Linked DNA regions of Homo sapiens: region 2 is linked to region 1. A link is a contact called in ENCODE Hi-C or POLR2A ChIA-PET data. All regions are on one chromosome and are shown on one strand. Each heading gives the region's core, a stretch centred on a gene start or an enhancer-like site at or near the end of the contact. The rest is flanking DNA. Distances are from core to core; before and after follow the strand shown.

Region 1 (4,752 bases), core at 578-3,077:
ATGGAGAATGGATGGGCTTTTCAACAAGTGATGCTGAAACAGTTGGGTATCCATATGGAAAAAAGTGAACCTTGATCCTTAGGTTACACCACATACAAAAATTATCTTGAAATGGATCGTAGACTTTAAGTAAAACTTCCAGTAGTTCCATTAGGCTATTTATTTATTGTTGTCAGTGCAAGGGAGGAGCCAGAGTGCTAAGTGCTGAGAGGGTAACAGGAAGAAAGGGTAACAGAAAGTAGTTGGTGGGGTGTGTGTGTGTGTGTGTGTGTGTGTGTGAGAGAGAGAGAGAGAGAGAGAGAGGGAGACTCTGGGCCATTCTAAACTCTGCCCCACTGCTCACTTTTTTGTTGGGTAATAACATTAAAAAACAGAAACATGTTTTTGTTGTTGTTGTTGTTGTTTTGAGACGGAGTCTCACTCTGTTCCCCAGGCTGGAGTGTAGTGGCGCGATCTCAGCTCACTGCAACCTCCGCTTCCCAGGTTCAAGCGATTCTCCTGCCTCAGCTTCCCGAGTAGCTGGGATTACAGGCGCCTGCCACTATGCCCAGCTAATTTTTTTGTATTTTTAGTAGAGACGGGGTTTCACCATGTTGGCCAGGCCAGTCTCGAACTCCTGACCTTGTGATCCGCCCACCTCGGCCTCCCAAAGTGCTGGGATTACAGGCGTGAGCCACTGTGCTCGGCCAAAAACATGTTTCTTACTGGTACCTTCAGAGGATAATTTTTGGTTCTCCCACCTTGCCCTCCTCTTCCTCTTATTTTGCAAGCAAATCTTACTTTAGCTTACACACTGTGCTGATGAAGAGTTGTCTTAAATCTGGCTTACATTGATTTAAACCTATTTTAAAATGTGCTAGGAAATCCTGGCATCATGTTAGTAAGCAAGGAATCCTTCTATTTAGCCAGTGTTCTTCCAGAGTTCCTGTCCTGAGTTTCTGCCCACTGGAGCCCACCTGCCCTCTAATTGGGGTCTGCAGGCGTACATCCTTGCACAACTCTGTAATTTATCTGGTAGCCTCAGGCTGGAGTGTTTCCTGGACTTCTCAGAACTACAACGTTGGCTCTGTCTTACGCACAAATATGTTAGGTAAAATTTCAAGTCAATCTCCCTCTTCCCTGTGCTTGGTTAAGAATTGATTTGTGACATCTGTAGGGAGCAAATTAAGGAATTTACAACTGGTACATGAGGAAGGTGGAAGGAAGTTCTCCCTAAACTTAATCTGTAACATAGTTTTTGACCTTGTCTGCCTCTATGATGGGGGGCGGACGGGGAAGGGGAAGGGGAGTGTCTGCCTCTTTGGGTAGCCTGAACTTACATTAGCCAAATGTCATTGAACCTCCATGACTTGAGGCTAGTTACGTGATGGCTGAGTCAATGCCAGGTCTAAGATCATTCTTTCCTTTATTCTATTTATGGAACTAATATCAAGAGAGCATTTACTTTTTGGCAGGCATTGTTCTAGACGCGGGGAAAACAATTTTGAATAAGACTCATAAAGATCTGGCCCGAATGGAGCCTATATTCTGGGAGTACAAGTTTCCTGTTAATTTTTCTCTCATGTCTTTCTTTAAAAGCCCAGCACAAATCTAGGAAACTGTGATATCTCCAGGAAGAAGGGACCTCTCTGTCCTCTGAAATCATTTGTGTGTTGCAGGTTCCAAGAGTGTGGCAGTGGTTATAGCACATTATCTAGTGGCTGCTGGTATGAGGGTTTAGGCTACCCTCTGGGAAACTGGACTGGGTCAGACCTTTTTTGGGTGTGATGAGGGGCAGAGAGTGAGGAGACTCTGCTATGGTGCCTTCCAAACAGGAAATGTTCAGCAAATATTTATTGAGCAAATGCATATCTGCATGAGGTAGTCACATGGGTGGTATTACAAACACCAGACTGGATTCCAGCTCTTCAGATTAACATTTGGAATTCCTAGGAACTGTGCTGAACCTGGCAAAGATGAGAGCCCTCCTGCCAGGAGATCCTTTAGTTTGTTTCTGGAGCATTCCCAACATGAAAGCTCTCCCATGGAGGTTGGGGGAGTTTTAAATTGCCAGTGTGTTTGAAACAAGCAACATTGTCTTCTGACCTTTCCCTAGGGTCTTGCATACTTTGATATGGCAGAAGCAGGCGTTGCTCTGAAGTTATAAATAACTAAGCAACTTGAGAGTTACACTCTAGGGCCCCAAGTTAAAACAGCTGATTCCACTCTTGTTGTAGAGCAGGAAACTATCTTTTCAAAATCATGTGTGAGCAGCATGGCATTCAAACGGGATATTAATCTTCCTAGAAATTTTACCAGGAAAGCAGAATGCTTCCTTTTCCTCCACCCTTATTTTTATTTTTTATTTTTGCTTATGTGTATCTGTCATTTCAGCATATGTGAAGTGAATGACAAGATATTTGTTGTTTTTACTGGTGACAGATGATAAATATCTTCATTTCTTTTTAGCTTAAAAACACTTGCTGAACTTTGGTCAGCTGATATAAGGATTAGAAATAATTTTAAGATTATTTAATCTCGTTTTCCCCCAAAGAATTGATCCAGAAATTGGTATAAAGTCAGAAGGAGAAAAAGAAGGATGAGTTTCTAAGATAAATGTGCTCAGATAATTGCTTTTTATTAAAAGATACTGTTCTTTTTACTTCTTAGGTGTTGAAATGTCTGTTTTTAATGAGATCGTGCTTCGAGGTTGGTTTCTCAAGACGAAGTTATCAGTCAGCACAATTTGGGAAAGGTGGGGGTATTCTGCTATGGAATACCAAAGTCTGGTAACTGGTCATCTCATTGAGACCCCCGTGTGATGCTTGAGTTGCCCACCTCCCGCAACCGAGTCCCCATCAAGTAGGGATGTTTATACAGTGAGTCCCTTGCCCTAAGGCTGGTCCTTCTTTGGGCAGCTTTGACTGAGTTTGGAGAATAATTGCTATTCTGTGGAAATTTCATAATCATAACCCAGGCAAGTGCCTGGGAGGCAGAGCACAGGTGGGTGGGGGTAAAATGCAGAGTGGGCTTTGGATATCAACTCTGTGATTTCTGTGGCCAAAGCAGAAATGCCCATGAGCTTGAGTTAGTGCAGTGAGTTAATTGCATGGTAATTAAATGCTAACATGATTGATCAGAGGAACTGTGTAATTGAAGCATAGTAAAATGTGGCATGCTTAGTAAGCAATTGAGTTGTCTTCCCAAGGATGTAGGCAGTACTGGGCAGAAGCACAGATGTCTTGAACAAGCTGTGCAGTGCACAGTTTTGCCCTTTTGTCTTCTGAGGAAGATGTATGGGACTCTAAGGAGTGAAATCCCACATTCCGTACCTGAGAACGAGATTCATAACTGTATGTGAGATATTCTTTATTTTGTAGTACTTTGCATACTTTTTGGTATATAGAATATTTACTTGTTATCATTGGTGAAATTTCAAGGTTTTTTTTTGTTTATGGGTTTTTGGGCTTTTCTGTATGTATTCTGGAATCACCAAGAGGCTTCCATATTGAATTTTCTACAGTAGCTCTCTGAATAAGCCTTAATTGATATATTTGGTAGAGATGAATGAAGATACCATTTAATCGTGGTGGTAAATTTAAATATATGATGTTTCCTTCTGGATGAGTGACTATTTAAGCCCTATAGATGATTTTTTAAAATTATTTTATTTATTTATTTATTTAAAGACAGAGTTTCTCTCTTGTCACCCAGGCTGGAGTGCAGTGGTGTGATCTTGACTCACTGCAACCTTCGCCTCCCGGGTTCAAGCGATTCTCCTGCCTCAGCCTCCCGGGTAGCTGGGACTACAGGCGCGTGCCACCACACCCAGCTAATTTTTGTATTTTTAGTAGAGACGGGGTTTCACCATCTTGGCCAGGCTGGTCTCGAACTCCTGACCTTGTGATCCACCCGCCTCGGCCTCCCAAAGTGCTGGGATTACAGGCGTGAGCCACTGCACCCGGCCAAAGCCCTATAGATGATTTTTGAAACAAATTTTTCATTTCGAAAAGATCTGGACAGTTTGAAATAAAAATGACCAAATTTTCTATCAAGTTGAAAAGAAATTTAGAGAAATACGATTTATCAAATAAAAAAGGTAATACCTTGGAATGAATGAAAAAATTAGGTAAATTTTTCATAACTTAGGTAGCTGTCTTAAATTATCCTGGAAAATATGGGCCAAACTTTGAGTTGAATTTTTAGTACAGCATTTAGATTCATGTTTCTCTATTTACGTTTTTGTGTGTGTGTGTAATGTTACTTTTAGAGCAGTGGAGGTCTCTACTATCCATTGTTTAATCTCTTCCTTTTGTGAATAGAATAATAATCAATTACTCCTAATCAGTATTCTTGGTATTTTTGTATATACATGTGATAGTAAGAGTTACATTTATGTGGATGAATTTACTATAAGCCAGCCTGTAATCTTAGTGTTTTACTTATTTAGCTTCCTAACATTCCTATGAGGTAGGTCCTGTTTTTATCTCCATTTTACAGATAAAGAAACTAAACTATAGAAAGCTTAAGTAAGGTGCTTAGGATCCCATAAGCCAGGGGTTGGACCAAGATGGTCTGGCTCTAGGATCTGTGATCTTAACCATTACCCTATGCTTCCTGTCTGCGTGTACTGGACATTCTGACTATGATGGCTTTGGAGTGGTTCAGGATCTTGGACTAGCTACTTCATAAAAATGGATTGGCTTATTTTCCGTAAAATGTCTTGTGTTTGTTTTGTTTTTTTTGAGAAATGACCTTTGTATGTTAATACTT
Region 2 (4,752 bases), core at 1,578-4,077, 39 kb after region 1:
CTTCCTATGTATGTGGGCCTCACCATCATGCTGTCTTCAACTCATGGTGACAAAAACAGCCTCAGAAGATTCAGGCCTTACGAATGAACGCCACATCAACCATAGAAGAGCCAGCAACTTTGACCCAGGATTACAAGCAGAAGTCATGAAATTCACTAAGACTAGATTGACTCAAGTCATGTGTTTGCCTTAAACCAGTCATTGTGGCCAGAGAAATGGACTGGCTACAGTGACTTGGCTTGACCTAGGATATGTGACCTAGGACATATGTCAGCTTCAGAAATATAATCAAGGAGAGATTGTTTGCTAGGAGGAAATGAGTGCTGGAGAGGCCATCCACAGATGGCCACTACAGGGACAGGGCTAGGATGGGCATGTATTGCTCTCTGTCTGGCTCCAGAGCCTTTTAATTTTCCCCATAGCAGTGTTTAATAGCTTCTCTGTTGGTGCCATTCCTCAGGAAGCCTTTGGTCTTAAGTCACTCCCTAGTGGTTGCCCACATCATCAAATTGTTCAGAAACTCTATATTCTCAACTCTAAAACAAGGAGGTTGGACTTCATTAATTCAGCATATATTTGCTGAGTACCTACTATGCCAAGCTCTAGGACAGGGGCCGGAGATATAATTATGTGCAATGTGGACATGTCCTCTGTCCTTTTAGGGCTTATTGACTAGTAGAAGAGACAGGAATGAAAAATGATGAGACAGATGTAAGATGGAGCTCTAGGCCAGACGCGCTGGCTCACGCCTATAATCCCAGCACTTTGGGAGGCTGAGGTGGGTGGATCACAAGGTCAAGAGATTGAGACCATCCTGGCCAACATGGTAAATCTCGTCTCTACTAAAAATACAAAAATTAGTTGGGCGTGGTGGTGTGCGCCTGTAGTCCCAGCTACTGGGGAGGCTGAGGCAGAAGAGTTGCTTGAACCCAGGAGGCGGAGGTTGCAGTGAGCCAAGATCGTGCCACTGCACTCCAGCCTGGTGACAGAGCAAGATTCTGTCTCAAAAAAAAAAAAAAAAGATGGAGCTCTAATACACGCCTGGCTCTTATCCTTATCAAATAGTTAATGAATGAAATAATCACACAAATATATAATATTAAACTGTGTTAAACTGTGTTCAGGCTACAATGGGGAGCTGTGAGAGCATCTCCAGGGAGGACTGTAATAGTAAGCTGAAAACCCAGGATAGGGCCTTGGGCTATTCAGGGGCTGGGGCTGGCGTGGAGGGTAGTAGGGCCCATGAGGTCCTTTCTGGCCTTGACAGACTCTGATGTCGTCAGAATTAATGAGGCCTCGGTCCTGATCTCTGAGAGAGCTGTAAGATAAGTTAGCTATCACGCTTTGTATAATAATCATTTGTGTTCTTAGAGTGGCGAATCTCCATTTGAGCCTGCTCTTCATGTTCATCCAAATTTCAGATTCCTTAAAAATGATATTTCTTGTTTCTCCAGACCTTTTAAAAAATATTGTGGAAGGTTCTTCCCTGTAATAGGTGAGTCCTGGTTGGTCCAAGCCCAGTTCAGTGCCTCTTCCCTAGTCTCCCCCAGCCTCCCAAACTCATAGCGCCTCTTCCTCTGGGTTCGCCAACACTCGTGGTCTCTGCCTCCTGTGGGGCATCTGCTTCCTTAGCCATCTTTCTGTGGGACTTTTCCAAAAGGTTATAAGTGGTGATTACTGGAAAAGGAGGTGTGGGTTGCTCATGGATTCCTAGAATGGCTTGTTTCCACAGACACCTGGAAGAAAAACCAACACTGTGTGTACAAGGAAGGATCATGCTTTCCTGAAAAAACAGACAGATTCCATAGTCTTTTAAAGGTTCTAAATTGAGGCGTGCTTTGGAATAGTTTTCATTTCCTGGAGACCGCTTCTGGCTTATCTGCCACTGCGCCATCCTACATTTTTTCCATCAACTCTGTCATCATCATCTACCCTTTTAAGAGAAAAATCTTTTAAAAGCAAGTGGGAGTAGAAAAGCTTTTTTTTTTTTTTCTTCCCCCCCTCTAATCACAGCCTGAAGTTTCCTTCCATTCCTAGAATGGCAGGTTCTAATGGAAGTAAGAGATGGTGTCAGGATTAGCTAACTTTATTCTTAGTTTTTTTTTCCTTATCAATGCTAGTGGCAACACATTGATTGTGTTAATAACCCCAGACTTGTGCTAAGTGGAGATTTGGGGATGACCTCACTTTTTTTTTTTTGAGACGGAGTCTCGCTCTGTCGCCCAAGCTGGAGTGCAGTGTTGCGATCTCGGCTCACTGCAAGCTCCACCTCCTGGGCTCACACCATTCTCCTGCCTCAGCCTCCCAAGTAGCTGAGACTACAGGCACCTGCCACCACACCCAGCTGATTTTTTTTTTTTTTTGTATTTTTAGTAGAGACGGGGTTTCACTGTGTTAGCCAGGATGGTCTCAATCTCCTGACCTCATGATCTGCCCACCTCGGCCTTCCGGAGTGCTGGGATTACAGGCGTGAGCCACCGCACCCGGCTGTTATGCTTTTTCTTTTATTGACTGATGTGTACAGAAAAATTGGGGGGTGAAGAACAGTACATTTCTTAACTCTTCCAAAAATTGCTTGTTGCAATAACAAGGCACTGAAACAACACAAAAAGTCCACATTTGTCTGTTGAAGAGGAAAGAGGGAAAGAGAAAAAGGATGGAGGAAAAGGTGGGTTATCAGGCTAGGCAACATTTCCAGTGAGGCAGCATCTTTTTAACCTTGCATTTGCATAGTGTCTCTTGAATCCAACTCTCTTTCTTTCTCTTTGTGTGTGTGTGTGTGTGTGTGTGTGTGTGTCACTGTGTCTCAATGTGTTCTTTCCTGGGTTTTGTGGCAGGGTTCCAGGGACAGCAGAGCTGCAAATCTCCTGCAAATTTGCATATCCTTTTTATGCTCAAGTGAATCAATAGTGAACAATTGTTCCCTGTTCTTGGACAGCAGCCTGAAATCCATATTGCTCTGTGTGCATTGGTGAAATTTGGTAATCTCAGAACTCAGAACTCGAGCCCATCCTGGCTGAGGTGTAGTGGCAGGGCCTTATTCTGATTGGGCACTCAATAAATATTTGTCAAATGGATATCCGGAATATCAAACCAAAGTTGGGGGTGTTTGTATCCCAGACTGGTGCTGTCAATTCTTTCACCATGCTTGGGAGAGAGTGCCAGAAGAGGACTTGGCAATGTCTCAGCATTCCAGGTCTTTGGACTGTATTTCCTTTCTGTGCTCTGCTGGTTCTATGAAGCAGTAGAGCCAGAAATTCAGGACATGAGGTGGGGCTGGAACATTCTGGAATCTTGGAAACTTGATGAAGTGGGAGCAGCTGTTTCTGATTCTTGGGGGAAGAGCAAGTCCTCTGCTTTGACACAGTGAGGCTGGCCTGCCTGGCACAGTGTGGAGAGGGAGGTCGGCACTGATTTCTGTCTTCACTACCTCTGACGGGGGCTCTTTCCTGACCTGTTGGTGACAGAAGGAGTTGCTGCAAACCACTTGGCTTTGATGAAATCGATTCTTGCTGGAGATTTTCCTTTAAGAAGCCTCCAGACAAGTGAGCTGGGGCACGGCTAATCTTCATCTGTGTTGGGTTCTTGGAGTGGATTGAAAAGTGCTGATAGAGATATTGTGATTGGTGTTTGGTTTGCTTTTTCTCTGATTGAACAGCAACTATTTGGATTCAGCCTTTTGCTTGTGCTGTGTTAATTTTGGTATTTCATTTCTTGCTCCATAGTTGTGAACTACTAAGATGTTCTGGAAAGGCAAACCAGAAAGCTGGGAAGTGTTCTGGACTGGCTTCTCAGGAGATAGTCTTCCTGGGGGCATGTTGTCTGAAGGTTTGTTTTTTCTATCCAGTTGCAAGGACAGCATAGAGAGCCCCTCTTAGCATAAAGCCAATGAGAGTGTGAGTAGTTCATGAGGCCATCTTGGCACCATGGCCAGTGTGGAGGAAAGGCAAAATCAGTTTGGTCAGTGGCCACACAGCGAAGGCGGAGTCCTTTAGAGCAAGGGGAGCTTTGAGATCTATCTCTAGCAGCCACATGGCTTACAATAAAGCTCAACCTTGAAAGCATTTACAGACTAGAGCAATGAGGAGAACAAATCTCCTGGTAGTAATGTGAGATGCAGAGGCCATGAGGAGGCATGCTGCATTTCTGTTGCCAAGCCCTTGGTCCGTAATACTGCAGTTTGTTTACAAGCCCCTGCTGATAGTCTGTGGACCTCTTGAGAACCTATTTAGGAACCAGGAAAAGACCAGCGTTAATCAGGGAGGAAAGGGGATAAAGAAGCAGTATTGAAACACTGAATCTGGCCGTTTACCAAAGAAACTGCTATTCCTTATGAAGGGAGGATTAACTGTTAATAAGCTCCCAATTATTATAGGTAAATATGTATTTGTAAAGATACCTGCTTTATTCTGTAGATCACTCATAGTGATTTTTAAAATTTTTCAGCCCTTTCATTTCTCTACTTTGTTGAAAAACATGTTCAGATACTGTTAATGTTGACCCCAACTGGGATGTCAAAATCCTTGTGCAGATAAGGGACATGTCATGCCACACATACAAAAGGATTAGACTGTCTAGGATAGTATCAATCTTGTGGCTACGTTGACATCTTTGTGGCTCGTATGTGAACACACACACACATTTTGTCATATTCAGTGGACATAGTACTGGGTCCTGCATGACCCCTCAACTTACTCATGAGCTCCTGATCATCTCTGTGATGGGGGTAAATCCCAACCTCTGTTTATTCAT

The links. A loop is a pair of places that touch in the nucleus more often than their neighbours do. ChIA-PET counts read pairs that join two places held with the same protein, here RNA polymerase II (POLR2A). Pooled maps may share reads with other maps.
Region 2: a map of heart left ventricle shows a loop between it and region 1 (2.2-fold over the local background). The contact joins two enhancer-like sites. A Hi-C loop is called at or near these places in 8 of 168 maps with a recorded cell type or tissue (Caco-2, aorta, ascending aorta and 2 more) and 3 of 50 pooled maps. POLR2A ChIA-PET finds 5 or more read pairs at or near these places in 2 of 52 experiments (BJ and activated CD4-positive, alpha-beta T cell).

Annotation. Positions count from the first base shown.
Region 1 is chr15:62,504,569-62,509,320 of GRCh38, forward strand. All of the region lies in intron 1 of TLN2 (talin 2), which reads left to right. Among named protein-coding and RNA genes, the nearest start is that of TLN2, 120 kb to the left of the region's middle. RefSeq lists enhancers at 1,682-1,976, 1,743-2,273. Within about 2 kb of position 1,828, at least 3 of the 41 ENCODE cell types and tissues checked have a DNase peak (open chromatin) inside an H3K27ac peak, as active enhancers do; they include ascending aorta, where a contact is called at or near this core.
Region 2 is chr15:62,542,749-62,547,500 of GRCh38, forward strand. The region is part of intron 1 of TLN2 (talin 2); the gene reads left to right. Among named protein-coding and RNA genes, the nearest start is that of MGC15885, 100 kb to the right of the region's middle. Within about 2 kb of position 2,828, at least 17 of the 41 ENCODE cell types and tissues checked have a DNase peak (open chromatin) inside an H3K27ac peak, as active enhancers do; they include ascending aorta, where a contact is called at or near this core.